2 separate regions of the Homo sapiens genome follow, and region 1 is linked to region 2. The links are chromatin loops, found by intact Hi-C in ENCODE. Cell type or tissue: GM12878. All regions are shown on one strand. Each heading gives the region's core, and the rest is flanking DNA. Links, peaks and the distances in the headings are about the cores only.

The links. Peaks named below come from ENCODE experiments on the same cell type or tissue, not always from the same donor. Only the 100,000 strongest peaks of a DNase experiment are listed, where the experiment ranks them.
Region 1: it touches region 2 in a loop (3.0-fold over the local background); 12 of 110 quality-filtered maps call a loop at or near these places.

Annotation. Positions count from the first base shown.
Region 1 is chr3:112,514,729-112,523,070 of GRCh38, forward strand. No RefSeq gene overlaps it. Among named protein-coding and RNA genes, the nearest start is that of BTLA, 19 kb to the left of the region's middle. RefSeq lists an enhancer at 7,200-7,700. In GM12878, for the core only: a CTCF peak has its summit at 4,864 (motif pointing left); a DNase peak (open chromatin) is centred at 4,863; H3K27ac peaks cover 1,432 bases.
Region 2 is chr3:112,434,415-112,442,756 of GRCh38, forward strand. No RefSeq gene overlaps it. Among named protein-coding and RNA genes, the nearest start is that of BTLA, 61 kb to the right of the region's middle. In GM12878, for the core only: a CTCF peak has its summit at 3,388 (motif pointing left); no DNase peak of the experiment used is centred there; H3K27ac peaks cover 290 bases.

The DNA.
Region 1 (8,342 bases), core at 310-8,309, 80 kb after region 2:
TTCACCCTCTTAAGTGTTTCAGTTTCTCTCTCCAGAGGTCTATGACCTGTGAGAGGACTCAAAACGCCAGGTGACCAGCCCTTATATGCATTTCCTGGATGAGCCTTTTTAAAAAATAATTTTTGTTGGGTGTTTCCCTGTAGGGCTGCTGCACAGGGGTTCAACCCCCCTAACCCCTTGCCCAGATACACCCACAAGGCCTCTGGTCACTCAGCTGAGTCAAGTATGTACTACAGTTAATTTTGTGTAGTTTAATACTGCCTTTACATTTGTTTATATTTTTCTGAACTTCAAATTGCACCATGTATGGTGTGTGTTTGCTTGTGTCAGTTTTGATAAATAACTTTTTATATTTTGTTATATGTTATATGCTCATGACATAACTTTTTCTTAATTTTTTTGTTATCTCTAGGCTAAGTGGTTCATCTGAGTTTTTTCAAATCGTCACAAATCTCCAAAAAAAATTCCAATATATGTATTGAAAAAAATCCACATATAAGTCAACCTGCACATTTCAAACATTTCAAACCTGTGTTTTCAATGGTCAACTGCAATTTGGGTAAAGTGTATGGATTCCTGTAAATTCCTTTAAAATGCATTTTAAAAGATGAATTAAATGGATGGGTAAAGGTACAGATAGAAGGATAGTTATATTGTTACTATAGTAAAATGTTAATGGTAGAATCAAGATGGTGTGCATTAGTGTTTGCTGTAAAATGAATTCAAACTTTGTTGTATGTTGTAAATAAAATGTTGGGAGAAAAGATGCTTTCACTTGTAAGTGCAAATAAAAACTAATTTTATTTTTAAAAATGCTAAATAATACATTCTAATATTATTAGTGACAGTGTAGATATATAAGAACTCATGTTTTTTTAATTTTTGTGGTGAGTGTATAAATTAGTATAAACTATTTAGAAGATAGCTTAAAATTATTGTATATATTAAAATAGTAAAGTGGCTGCCAACTTTGTATTCTTACTTCCAAGAATTTACTCCATGGGAATTATCACACAAGTGTGCAAAGATGTAATCAAGACATAAGTCTTGATTATAACAGAAAAAATATAAGCAAATTAAATGACCTGTTAGATGATTAATTGAACATCCATACAACTAAATACTAGGTAAGCATTGTTAATCATAATATAGATCTATTAATATATTTCTTAAAGAAGACGGTCCCCTCATATTGTTTAGTGACGAGGATTACAGGAATACATAAATGGTACAATCCCAGTTTTGGTTAATGCATACATATCCATATACTCATTTACATATATTCATGAACATATACATCTATATATGTATTTAGACACAAAGGGCTCATTAAAAGAATATTCATCAAAATGTCAAAAATATTAGCTCCAAGAGATAATAATGAACCTGATTTTTTATTTTCTTCTTTGTACTTGTTTGCAATTTTTACAATGAACTCATAATCCTTTACAAAAGCACTAATTATTATTTGAGGTTGTGTAGGGGGGAGTAAGACAGAAGGAGAAGGAAATATAGTCCAATAATGAAATAAAATGAAGCAGCCTTTATGTGTTTGTATGGATTGATCTCCAAGATTTTTTATGTGATCATTATAGACTGAAGTGTGTTACACCAAATTTCATGCTGAACTTCTAATACCCAATACCTAATAATGTGACTATGTTTATAAATAGGGTCTTTAAAGAGGTAACTAAGTTAAAATGAAGTCAGTAATGTAGGCCCTTATCGAATATGATTTATGTCCTTGTAAGAAGAGGAATTTTGTACAGATATTGACACAGATTCTAACTTGACCAAACTTCAGTCAGGCTCCCTAACCTTCTCCTAGGCCCATCTGTGCACCTCCTTGTAAAATCTGCTTTATCCAAAAACTCATTTAGTAAGAACCCCTCTCCCCCAGTAGCTGATCAACCGTGACATCTGATCAAGTTCCTCATCCTCCACTATCCCACAGGTAATAAATCACCTTGTTCTGTTTTTAGCAAGAATCCTGTGAAGTTGGTTTAGCTGAAATCTTCCTCACCCCTGATGTTTCCTTTTAGTAATTTTCCATCCATTGACCCCCACCCTGCTCCTTGGCTATAAATTCCCACTTGCCCATGCTGTGTTTGGAATTAAGTCCAATCTTTCTCCCAGGCTGCAAAATCTCATTGTGGTGTTACCTATACCTATTGCAATGGTCCTGAATAAAGTCTTCTTCACTGTGCTTTAATAAGTATTATTATTATTATTATTTTTGCATTTCTCATTTTCTTTGTAACATATTAAGTGTGTTTGCTTTATGTTCTCTGTTTTACAATTTCAAGATCTGAACTTTAGTTTTTTATTTTATTTTACATTCCAGGGTACATAACCTGCAGGATGTGCAGGTTTGTTACATAAGTAAACACAGGTAAACATGTGCCATGGTGGTTTGCTGCACCTATTAACCCATCACCTAGGTATTAAGCTCAGTATACACTAACTACTTTTCTTGATGCTCTCCCTCCCCCAACCCCCACCGACAGGCCCCAGGGTGTGTTGTTCCCCTCCCTGTGTCCATGTGTTCTCACTGTTCACCTCCCACTTATAAGTGAGAACATGTGGCCTTTGGTTTTCTGTTCCTGTGTTAGTTTGCTGAGGATAATGGCTTCCAGATCCAACCATGTTCCTGCAAAGGACATGATCTTGTTCCTTTTTATGGCTGCATAGTATCCCATGATGTATATGTACCACATTTTCAATCTATCCATCTGACAAAGGTCTAATATCCAGAGTATACAAAGAACTTAAACAAATTTACAAGAAAAAAAAAACCCCATTAAAAAGTGGGCAAAGGACATGAACAGATACTTCTCAAAAGAAGTACAGCCAACAAACATATGAAAAAAAGCTCAACATCCCTGATCATTAGAGAAATGCAAATCAAAACCGCAATGAGATACCATCTCACACCAGTCAGAATGGTGATTACTAAAAAGTCAAAAAACAACAGATGCTGGTGAGGCTGTGGAGAAATAAGAACAGTTTTACACTGTTGGTAGGAATGTAAATTAGAACAACCATTATGGAAGACAGTGTGGTGATTTCTCAAGGACATAGAACCAGAAATACCATTTGACCCAGCAATTCCATTACTGGGTATATACCCAAAGGAATATAAATCATTCAATTATAAAGATACATGCACATATATGTTCATTGCAGCACTATTCACAAACAGCAAAGACATGGAATCAACCCAAATGCCCATCAACAAGCATTATAAAATAATTTTTTTCTTTAACAATATGCATACAGGAAGAACACCATGTGAACATGAAGACAACCACCTACAAGCCAAAGAGAGAGGCCTCAGAGGAAACAACCATGCTAACATCTTCTTATACTCTAGCCCCAAGAAATGTGAGAAAATAAATTTCTGTTGTTTAAGCCATTCTGTTCAATCTGTGGTAGTTTGTTATTGCAGCCTTAGCAGATTAATACAGTGATAAAAGCAAAAACTGTATCAATATATATAGCAGTGGCTTTCAAATTTTCAATATATATATAGCAGTGGCTTTCAAAATTTCAAATTTTTCACAATCTACAATATGAAATTAATTTTACCACTCTACCCAGTATGCATAGACAGACATAGCTGGAACAAAGAACAAAATTTTTTCTTGCTAATGTATGTTGATATTTTTACTTGTTTGATTGTATTCCATCATTTCATATTAAGAAAGACACAATAACTGATTTTGCAACTGATGAACTGGCCAAATGTTAAAAAATGCTAGATAAGAAATACTATTATTTGTTAAAACAACAACAAAGGCCCCAGCAAACTAGATTCTTTGGATAGAGGCAGAAGGGGCATTTGTGAGCATCTATTTTTTAACTTTTTTTTTTTCCAAAATAAAATCTTATGAGAAAATCCAATGTATCAAACAGATAAATGCTGAGTTACTTTGGTAGACAGTGGTGGGGAGAGAAGTGGAGCCTTCCTACTTATCCCTGACAGCCCTGATGCAGCTCAACAGCACCAATGGCTCTTGGGTACAGGACTTAAAAACCAAATATTTATTCCACTCCTCTCATTATTTAGAAAGGGGGACATTGGGGTAAGGGACAAAGCTGTTAGGAGGGCCAGGTGCAGTGGCCCATACCTGTAATCCCAACACTTTGGGAGGCTGAGGTGAGAGGATCACTTGAGCCCAGGAGTTCTAGATCAGCCTGGGCAACATAGAAGACCCTGTCTCTATAAAAATTTTTTTTAAATTTAAAAAATTTGAAAGATGTTAGGTGATATGGTTTGTGTCCCCACCCAAATCTCATCTTGAATAGTAGCTCCCATAATTCCCACATGTGTGGGAGGGACCAGGTAGGAGGTAATTGAATCGTGGGGACAGTTTGCCCCATACTGTTCTTGTGATAGTGACTAAGTCTCACAAGTTCTGATGATTTTTATAGGGAGTTTCCCCTTTTGCTTGGCTCTCATTTCTTCCTTGCTTGCTGCCATGTAAGACATACCTTTTCTCCTTCTGTGATGATTGTGAGGCCTCCCCACCCATGTGGAACTGTGAGTCCATTAAACCTCTTTTTCTTTATAAATTACCCAGTCTCGGGTATGTCTTTATCAGCAGCGTGAAAACAGACTAATACATTAGGAGATTGAGATTGCAAGTTCTAAGCGAGGATTGTATAGATATAGATGTACCATCATTCTTCAATAATTGGGGAAGTGAGAATCTCAAATATAAAAGAGGTCCATCAATAACATCCATCTCTTCTTTCCATTAAAATAAGAAATATAAAAGTAGAAATAATGCTTGGTAAATGTGACACATCTCCAGTAGGCTCATATACTAACTTAAATCTTGTGCTGTTCCATTGCCCTCTGCTGGATGTTCTTAGTATCTGTGGCCTCAAAACTAGAAGTTCTAGTAGTGGTAGTAGTCACAGCAATAGTGATTATTATCATTATTGTCATTTTAGCAGCAGCCATGTTGAGGTCAAGCACTGTGCCACATGCTTTACATCCAAATCCTCCTAACAACTCTATGGCTAGATAATGCTCTCTCATTTTGTAGATGTGGAACCTGGGGGTTCAGAGGTAAATAAACAAACCAAGGTTACACAACTAAAAGTAAGAGACCCGGGAATTAAATATTGGTTCTAAAGCCTAGGCCTTAATTACTTGCTGTTCATTAAACTTTCAATCTGTCAGCTGTGTTGGTGATAAAACTGGAATGATATTACTAGTTGGGATCTTTTGATTCACTGATTATTAACAATGGAATCACAACGATCTTTATTCTAAAAAGCCAAAAATTATTATCTTCCTAAAATTACCAAAAAGGAAAAGCTTACTCCTCAACAGAGCAGGAGAGCATGTTTTCAGAGTTTCTCAAAGTGTGATTCAGGAAACTCCTGCATTGGAATCACATGAGGTGCTACTTCAGGGCAGAAAATCCTATGCACCAGGATGTATTTTGGAGGTAGAGAGGACAGAGCTTGTTCCTGAGAGCTGGGATATGTGTTAGTGGAGTGAGTGTAGAGAGAAAGAGGAACAAAAGATGGCTCCTAAAATTTTTGGCTCAGGACAAATTTTGAGGAGAGTAGTGGCATTAACTGAGATGAGAAAGATTATTAGAGGAGCAAGGGTTTTAATTGTTAGTTCAGTTGTGGCAGTTACTTTTTTGGCAGCAGATATAAAACCAGGAGTTTGGGTTTAGATATTATATTTATGTTGCCATATAGGTAACCAAATAAAAATGGTAGAGCTAACTACAAATAACTTTTAAAAATTCAGATCTATATTTAAGATCTATTCATGTTGTTTCACGTGTATCTCTTTCTAATTGCTGCATAATCCTTTGTAAGTCTATCAGTAGTAAGAGACCAGATTACTTCCAACTCCCGCCACCACAACCAACACAGCAGTGAGCATCCTCCTATACAATCCTTTAAGGTCCTCTGCATGTATTCTTTTGTGGTATAAACTCAGGAGTGAGGTATACTCAATTGGATTCGATACTGCCAGGTTACTCCCTAAAATGGCTGTGCTGGTCTATACCCTATCAGCAGTGCACAAGAGTTCCTCTACCTTCACATTTCTTTGAATGCTAATAACTATCCAGCCTAATTTTTCACTAGATAAAGAGGCATCTTATTGTTTTAATACATATCTCTCTGATAAGTTTGAGTATCTTTACACACTCGTTGGACTTTTGGGTTTCTGTAAATTGCCTATTAATATTTCATTGTTTTTCTTTCTTTGCCATGTGATAACTACATATTTATGGGATATATAGTAGTATTTCAATATATGTATACAATGTGTAATGATCAAGTCAGGGTAATTAAGCATATTCATTATCTCAAACATTTATGATGTGAACATTCAAAATAAAAATCCTCTCTTCTAGCTTTTTAAAAAATACACAATATTTCCCTTACAGTGCTACAGAACACTAGAACTTATTCCTCCTCTTTAGCTATAATTTCGTATCTGTTAACGAACTTCTCCGTATCCTCTCCTCCCCACTACTCTTCCTTCCCCACTACTCTTCCTTCCCCACTACCCTTCCCAGACTCTAAAAACCACAATTATACTCTCTATGAGCTCTTTTTTGTTTTTTTGGCTCCTACATATGAGTGAGAACATGTGGTGTTTATCCTTCTGAGCCATCTTATTTCAGTTAACATGCCCTCCAGGTTCATCCATGTTGCCACAAATTAGAAGATTTCATTCTTTTTTATGGCCAAGTAGAATTCCATTTTGTGTATATACACCACCTTATCCATTCATCTTTTGATGGACATTTCATATCTTGACTATTTTTAACAGTGCTACAATAAACATGAAGGTGCAGGAATCTCTCTGATACATAGATTTTCTTTCCTCCGGATAAATACCCAGTAGTGAGATTGCTGGACTTTCTTAGCACTCATGTTAAAAATCATTTGAACATATAGGTGAGAAGTTATTCCTGGGCTCAAAAACAAACAAACAACAACAGACAACAGATAAGGATACAGCATGGGCCGGGCACGGTTGCTCACGCCTGTAATCCCAGCACTTTGTGAGGCTGAGGTGCGTGGATCACCTGAGGTCAAGGGTTCAAGACCAGCCTGACCGACAGGGAGAAACCCCCGTCTCTACTAAAAATACAACATTAACTGGGCGTGCTAGCGCATGCCTGTAATCCCAGCTACTCAGGAGGTGGAGGCAGGAGAATCGCTTGAACCCAGGACGCAGAGGTTGCAGTGAGCCAAGATCGCACCATTACACTCCAGCCTGGGCAACAAGAGTGAAACTCTGTCTCAAAAAAACAAAAACAAAAAACCAGCATGATTTCAGGAGCAGAAAGAGAATAACTTAAAAACCAGCATAATGAGAAAGTTAGGAAGCTTCTTACCAAAGCATCTGGAAGTATGCAAGAAATTCTTGTGAACTAAAATTTTCGTGCTGTACTAGCAAACACTACAACTCACTTATTCCATCTTTCTGTATTTTGGGACCCAATTATCCACTTCTCTTCATTCCCTATCCCACCCCTTTTCTTCCTAGCGTCTGCTAACCACCTTTATACTCTCCACCTTCCTGAGATTCCTTTTGTGTGTATGTGTGTGATGGAGTCTCTTTCTGTTGCCCAGGTTGGAGTATACAGGCACAATCCGGGCTCACTGCAACCTCTGCCTCCAGAGTTCAAGGGATTCTTGGGCCTCAGCCTCCCGAGTAGCTGAGACTACAGGCACGCGTCACCACGCATGGCTAATTTTTTGTGTTTTTAGTAGAGACGGGGTTTCACCATGTTGGTCAGGCTGGTCTCGAACTCCTGGCCTCAAGTGATCCGTGCAACTCGGCCTCCCAAAGTGCTGGGATTACAGGCCTGAGCCACCACACCTGGCCAAGATTTTCTTTTTTGTTCCTACATGTAAGTGAGGACATGTAATATTTGTCATTCTGTTCCTGGCTTATTTCACTTAATATACAGACCTGAAATCTCATCCATTTTTTCTGCAGTGGAGAGGATTTTAGTCCTTTTTAGGCTGAATAATACTTCATTGTATGTGTATACCAGTTTAATTGACACAAATTTCTAAAAAGCAAATATTTTTAAAATGTCTCAGAATGTGAAACTTTAGGGATACTGTGCCCATTTTATTCTTTTCTATTTCCCATTTTATGGATATGCAAGTGTATAATAAAACAGCAATCAATGGGTGTATAAATCTATAACTTCAACAAATGTAAAATGAAAATGCTAAGTGGTGGCTGGGCGCTGTTGCTCACACCTGTAATCCCAGCACTTTGGGAGGCCGAAGCGGGCGGATCACCTGAGGTCGGGAGTTCAAGACCAGTCTGACCAACA
Region 2 (8,342 bases), core at 210-8,209:
TGTGTCCATCAGCTGCTTTCCAAAACATGTTCTTGTACCAGTCCCCTCTGAGCCTCAGTTTACTCAACTGAAAGATGGAGGTCAGGACTTTTGCCTCAGATGGTGGTTGTAAGGACCAAATAAGAACATGTGTATCAAAATACAACTTTTGAGCATTACAGTAAATTTGTTTCCATGTATTATCAATATGGACATTGTGTTGGGAAGACAAAACATAGGTAGATAGGAAAGTTAAATCACTGGAATTCAAATTGGAAGCTTCCCTTAAAGCATTTATCTTGTAAATGGCCTGATTTCCCATGGCAGAGAATGACTGGTCCACTCAATTACATTTATTTCCAAATCTACAACCACGTTTTGAGGAGCTACTGTGGAAGAAACTAGAAATACTGAGATAAAAGAGTTATAGTTTTTGGCCAGACACAGTGGCTCATGCCTGTAATCCCAGCACTTTGAGAGGCTGAGGCGGGCGGATCACAAGATCAGGAGATCAAGACCATCCTGGCCAATATGGTGAAACCCCATCTCTACTAAAAATACAAAAATTAGCTGGGCGTGGTAGCATGTGCCTGTAGTCCCAGCTACTCAGGAGGCTGAGACAGGAGAACCACTTTAACCCAGGAGGCAGAGGTTGCAGTGAGCCGTGATCACACCACTGCACTCCAGCCTGGGCAAGAGAGTGAGACTCTATCTCAAAAAAAAAAAAAAGAGAGTTCTTGCCAGAAGTGGTAAGATAGATAGATAGATAGATAGATAGATAGATAGATAGATAGATAGATAGATGTGTTTGTATAAGAGTGTGAGTAAGCCATAGCTACACTTGAAAATAAGAATGCACCTTCTCTCTCTCTCTGTCTTTCTTTCTCTCTCTCTCCCTCAGAGGACCAGAACTGGGAAAAATCCTTAAAGGACAAAAGTCATAGGAATCAAATTGATTTTTTAAAAAGCCACAATCCAAAATCTGTACATGATTAAACTGTTAAAAATGTGAGATCTTATACAAAGAAACTTTATACCTGTAGATTGATGAGTAGAAGAGGCAATAAACATGGTGATTAGCAGGAACAGCCAAGCTGACCAACCCCTACCCTATTGACTAGTCATGCAATGGGAGTGATTGCTTACAATATGAGGAAGAGTAGATTAGAGAGAATGGAGAATGGACAATGTGCATGTGACTGTGATTTGTAAAAGAAATGAGGAGCAGCCATGCTCAGAAAAATACACACCGAGGTGCTATCCTGTCAGCATGCTGTACTTCCCACACACTTTCAATAAAATAATGCCCTCGTGGGCTGCACAAACACCTATGACACACAATCAAAAATAAAGTCTTCACTATGGGAATAATGAGATGTTTGAGGGAAGCCAACACATAGAGAAAGAGTAAAGTCAATAAACCCAAGAACCTACAGAGGGAAAAATAGAATTAATAGAGCAACCTGAGCAGAGCTTTTTTTTGCAGGGGGGTGGGGTTGGGGAGGAAGCACAATTAGCATTCTCAGAATAAGTAAAAAAAATACAAATTATTGATTGTGAAAATTAAAAATGTGGTTGTTGAAATGACAACCTTAAGAGATAGTCTAAAAAGTAGAGCAGACCCAACTGAAGGTTGATGTAGTAAGCTAGCAGAGTGAGACAAAGAATTGCCCTAGAATGCATACAAAGAGTCAAAGAGCGGGAACATATGAAATAAAACTTAAAAGACTTTGCAGACTAGACCCAGAATTTCGACAGCCATTTCATGGGAGTTCACAAAAGTAAGAGTAGACCAAACAAGGAGGAGATGATATTTAAAGAAATAATAGAAGAGAATTACCCTGAGCAGAGAAAGACATGAGTCCTGAAACTTAAAATTTCTACTAAAAGCCAAACAAGAAAAAATGTAAACACACTACCTATAGTGTTATTTCAGAACCCACAAAATTATGGGGAGAAATTCTAAGAGCTTTCATATAACAACAATAAAAATTACCTACAAATGAATAAGAATGAATTGACATCAATCTTCTCAGAAACTCTGAAGGCAATAGATAATGAAAAAATATCTTCAAATTTTCCAGAAAGCTACACTAGAATTTAATACTAGAATTCCAATCAAAGTCAAATTAGGAAGATAAAATAAAAATATACATGTAAAAATTTAGAATATTTATCACCAAAACTCTTTCTGTACGAATTTTCTGAAGATTCATACCAGAAAAAAAATTCCTGAAGTGGTTCAAGATGGCTGACTAGCAGCAGCTAGTGTGTGCCACTCTAACAGAGAGGAAACAAAGTAGCAAGTAAATACTGACTCTTTAAGTGGATCATCCAAGAATCCATGTCAGGATCCATCAAGGGAGAGAGAGGACACAAAGAGAACAGAAAATAGTGAAGCTGGGCATCTGCCCACCCAGGACTAGCAGGGAGCCAAGAGAAGCTTCCGAATACAGGGACAGGGTGAGGGAGTAAGAGCTCCCAGGGAATCCACACTTATCACAGGAACCTGTGCAATTCAGGAAATGGGAGAACACCCTTGACCCCCACCCTACCCTGGGCCTCTAGACTGATACAGAAAGTTGCCAGAGTTTTTGCAGAGGTACCACTCAAAACCATGGGGAGCTCCTTAGGCCTTAGACACCTGAACAACCTGGCACCAACAGCCGTAACACCAATAGAGGCCACAGTTGTGGTGTTGGGGAGCAGTCAGATTGCTTCACTCCTACCTGCCAGACAAGGCTTGACGACTCCTTCCACTACAGCAGACCCAGCCCTGCCTGAACTCTGCCAGTGGGCACAGCTCTGTGTCCCCCCAGGAAACACTCAGGTGATGAATTGGGAGATTTCTCTGACCCACACTGCTGCTAGCCAGATGGGACTCACCAGCTTGGGCTTCCAGCACAGCAGCCCCTCTCCTGCCTGAACTCTGCAGGTGGGCAAAGCCCCGTGTTCCCCTAGAAAGCATGCAGATGGTGGTCCATGCCACTCCACCCACCCCCACTGCCTCTAGCCAGACAAGGCTCACTGGCTTTGGCAGTGCCCAAGCAGGAGAGGTGCCCTACTCCCAGAACACTTTGAGGGATGAGATACTCAGGTTCTTGGGCTGACGGGAATGAGTTGTGCCTCCTTCTACAGGGCCGATCCAGGAAGGGTGTGACCTGAATGCCAGCCACAGCCAGTACGTGAGGAAACCCTGCTGCCCAGAGTGCCTAACAAAGGAAATATGAATGCGGTGCCAGTAATCAAAGGGGGCTTCTCCAAGGCCCTGGAGCAGACCTTGTTGGGGGGTCACCTATCTTTCTCACTGCCATCACAGAGTACTACTGTGAATGTGCTGAAATACACAGAGAGCTGTATGGCTAAGAGCCTATCTGCTGGCCAACACCCTGAAGCTCCATCTACTGGTTCACACTCCAAATTACAACACCAAAAATATTTTGCCAGTATACAAAGCCTGTCAGACCCTAGGCAAAAATCCAGCCACAATTAAAGATCCTACACAGAGCCTTGACCCTCTGAAAGCACCCAGAAACAAAGACAGATGATGATGCTCATTTGGCGCCACAGTTAAAGGAAGACCAGCCTTCTCAATGAGAAAGAATAGGCAAAGAATTCTGGCAATTTAAAAAACAGAGTGTCCCCTGACCTCCAAATGAACAGACTATCCCCTCAGCCAGCTAACAACCACATAACAGCATGATGACAGGGTCAAAATCTTACATACCAATTCTAACCCTGAATGTAAATGGTCTAAATGCCCCACTTAAAAAGCATAGAGTGGGCCAGGCGCAGTGGCTCAAGCCTGTAATCTCAGCACTTTGGGAGGCCGAGGCGGGCAGATCACGAGGTCAGGAGATCGAGACCATCCTGATTAACATGGTGAAACCCCATCTCTACTAAAAATACAAAAAAATTAGCCAGGCGTGGTGGCGGGCACCTGTAGTCCCAGCTACTCAGGAGGCTGAGGCAGGAGAATGGCGTGAACCCGGGAGGCGGAGCTTGCAGTGAGTGGAGATCGCGCCACTGGACTCCAGCCTGGGCGACAGAGCGAGACTCCGTCTCAAAAAAAAAAAAAAAAAAGGCATACAGTGACAAGCTGGATAAAAAGACAAGATCTAATTCTCTGCTATCTTTAAGAGGCTCATCTCACATGTAATAACTGACACAGCCTCAAAGTAAAGGGATGGAGAAAGATCTACCATACAAATTAAAAACAAGGAATGGCAGGAGTCACTATTCTTATACTAGATAAACAGATTTTAAGTTAACAACAAGCAGAAAGAACAGAGAAGGATATTACATGATGATAAAGGGATCAATTCAACAAGACCTAACCATCCTAATTATATATGCACCCAACATTAAGGCACTCAGATTCGTAAAACCAAGTTCTTCTTGACATACAAAAAGATTTAGACAGCCACAGAAAAATAGTGGGGACTTTTAACACCCCACTGACAGCATTGGACAGATGATTGAGGCAGAAAACTAACAAACAAATTCTGGACTTAAACTCAACACTTGACCAACTAGACCTATAGACAGCTACAGAATATTCCGCCCAACAGCCACAGAATATACATTCTTCTCATTCACACACAAGACATATTCTGAGATCAAACACACGCTCAGTCATAAAGCAAGTCTCAATAAATTCAAAATCATAGAAATTATACCAAGCACATTCTCAGACTACAATGCAATAAAAATAGAAACCAATACCATGATCTCTCAAAGCTACACAACAACATGTAAATTAAACAACTTGTTCCTGGCTGGGTGCGGTGGCTCACACCTGTAATCCCAGCACTTTGGGAGGCCGAGGCAGTCAGATCACAAGGTCAGGAGATCGAGACCATCCTGGCTAACATGGTGAAACCTGTCTCTACTAAAAATACAAAAAATTAGCTAGGCATGGTGGCACGTGCCTGTAGTCTCAGCTAATTGGGAGGCCAAGACAGGAGAATCGCTTGAACTTGGGAGGCAGAGGTTGCAGTGAGCTGAGATGGCGCCACTCTACTCCAGCCTGGGTGACAGAGCGAGACTCTGTCCCCCCAAAAAAGAAAAAAACAACTTGTTCCTAAATAACTCTTGGGTGAACAACAAAATTAGGGCAGAAATCAAAACAATTCTTTAGAATTAATGAAAACAGAGATACAACTTACTTAAATATTTGAGATACAGCTAAATACAGTGTTAGGAGGAAAGTTTATATCACTGAATGCCTTCATCAAGAAGTTAGAAAGACCTCAAATTAAAGAACATCATACCTAGAGGAACTAGAAAAAAATAGAACAAACCAACCCCAAAGCTATTAGAAGAAAACAAAACAACTAAAAGCAGAGATGAACTGAATGAAATTGAGATGTGAAAGCCCATAGAAAAGTTTAATGAAACCAAGTGTTGGTTTTTTCAAAAAATAAATGGGATTAATAGACCACTAGCTAGACTAACAAAGAAAAAAAAAGAGAAGAGCCAAGTAAGTGCAATAAGAAATGGCAAAGGTGACATTACAACTGACTGCATAGAAAAACAAATGATGCTTAGAGACTATTATGAACACCTCTATGCACACAAATTAGAAAATCTAGAGGAAATGGGTACACTCATGGGAACACACAACCTCACAATATTGAACCAGAAAGAAAGTGAAACATGAACAAACCAATAAGAACCTCTGAAATTGAATCAGTAATAAAAATCCTACTGAGCAAAGAAAGCCCTAGGCCAGACAGATTTACAGCTGAATTCTACCAGATGTACAAAGAAGTGGTACCAATTCTACTGAAACTAGTCCAAAAAATTGAGAAGGAGCTCCTGACCCTAATTCCTTTTCTGAAGCCAACATCATTCCGATACCAAAATCTGGCAGAGATACAATAAAAAAAGAAAACTTTAGACCAATAAACCTAATGAACATAGATTTTTAAAAATGCTCAACAAAATACTAACAAATTGAATCCAGCAGCATATCAAAAAGCTTATTCATCACTATCAAGTAGGCTTTATTCCTGGGATGCAAGGTTGGTTTAACATATGCAAATCAATGAATGTGATTGACCACATAAACAGAATTAAAAGGAAAAAAGCATATGATTATCTCAATAGATGCAGAGAAAGCTTTCGGTAATTCAAACTTCCCTTCATATAAAAACTCTCAACAGACTAGGCATCAAAGGAACGTACCTCAAATTAATAAGAACCATCTATGAAAAACCCACAGCCAACACCATGCTGAACAGGAAAAGCTGGAAGCATTCCACTTGAAAACTGGAGCAAGACAAGGATGCCCTCCTATTCAACAAGTACTGGAAGTCCTAGCCAGAGCAATCAAGAAAGAACAAGAAATAAAAGACATCCAAATAGGAAAATAACAAGTCAATCTATCTCTCTTCACTAATAACATTATTCTATACTTAGGAAACCCTAAAGACTCTGCCAAAAATTTCCTAGAACTGAAAATTTAGCAAGGTTTCAGGATACAAAATCAATGTACAAAAAATCAGTAGCATTTCTATACACCAATAATATTCAGGCTGAGAGCCAAATTGAGAATGCAATCTCATTCACAAAAGCCACAAAGGAAACGAAATACCAAGGAATATAGTTAATCAAGGAGTTGAAAGATTTTTTACAAGGAGAACTATAAAACACTGCTGAAAGAAATTAGAGATGAAAAAAACACATGGGGAAAGTTTCCATGCTCTTAGATTGGAAGAATCAATATTATTAAAATGGCCATTCTGCCCAAAGCCATTTACAGATTCAATGCTATTTCTATCAAATAACCAGTGTCATTCTTCACAGAATTAGAAAAACCTATTATAAAATTCATAGGAAACCAATAAAGAGCCTGAATAGCCAAAGAAATCTTAAGCAAAAAGGGCAAAGCTGAAAGCATCACAACATCAAATTATACTACAAAAGTACAGCAACCAAAAACACCATGGTAGTGGTACAAAAACCGACACGTAGACCAGTGGAACAGAATAGAAAACTCGGAAATAAAGCTGCACACCTACAACAGTCTGATCTTCAACAAGGTAGACAAAAACAAGCAATGGGGAAAGGATTCCCTATTCAATAAATGGTGTTAACTGGCTAGCTATATGCAGAAGAATAATACTGGACCCTTACCTTTCACCATATACAAAATTAACTCAAGATGCATTAAGTGTTGAAATATAAAACCTTAATCTATAAAAATCCTAGAAAAAAATACTAGGAAATACTCTTCTCAATATCAGCCTGGGCAAATAATTTTTGACTAAGTCCTCGAAAGCATTTGCAACAAAACCAAAAATTGACAAGTGGAACCTAATTAAAGAGTTTCTGCAGAGCAAAAGAAGCTATCAACAGAGTAAACAGACAACCTACAAAGTGGGAGAAAATATTCATAAAGTATGCATCTGATAAAGGTCTAATATCCAGAATTTCTAAGGAGCTTAAACAAATCAACAAGCAAAAATAAGCCTCATTAAAAAATTGGCAAAGGACATGAAGAGACACTCCTCAAAGGAAGACATACAAGTGGCCAACAAACATGAAAAACTGTCATCAGCACCAATCATTAGAGAAGTGAAAATTAAAACCATGAGATACCATCTCACACCAGTCAGAATGGCTTTATTAAAGTCAAAAAACAACAGATGTTGGTGGGGCTGCAGAGAAAAGGGAATGCTTATAGACTATTGGTGGGAATGTAAATTAGTTCAGACACTGTGGAAAGCAATTTGGAGATTTCTCAAAGAAGTTAAAACAGAGCTACCATTATACCCAGCAATCCCATTACTGGGTATATACCCAAAGGAAAATGTATCATTATACCAAAAAGACAGAGGTACTTATATGTTCGTCATCATGCTATTCACAATAGCAAATACCTGCAGTCAACCTAGGTCCCCATCAATGGTGGACTGGATAAAGAAAACGTGGTTCATATACACCACAGAACACAGCCATAAAAAAGAATGAAATCATGTACTTTGCGGCAACATAGATAGAGTTGGAGGTCATAATTCAAAGCAAATTAATGCAGGAGCAGAAAACCAAAGACTGCATGTTCATAAGTGGGAGCTAAACATTGAGTATACATGGGATATGAACATGGGAACAATAGACACGATGGACTACTAGAGGGCAGAGAGAGGGAGGGGGGCATGTGTTAAAAAACTACATGTGGGGTACTATCCTTCCTATATTTTAGATATAGTTGGTACATATGCAGGCTTGTTACATGGGTGCAGTATACCCACGTAATATACATTTTTAAATGCATCAATTTTCTTGTTTTGTTTAATTGGAGGATGTAGCTACTAATTAGACATTTTTAGAAAAAATATACATTTAATTACATAGGC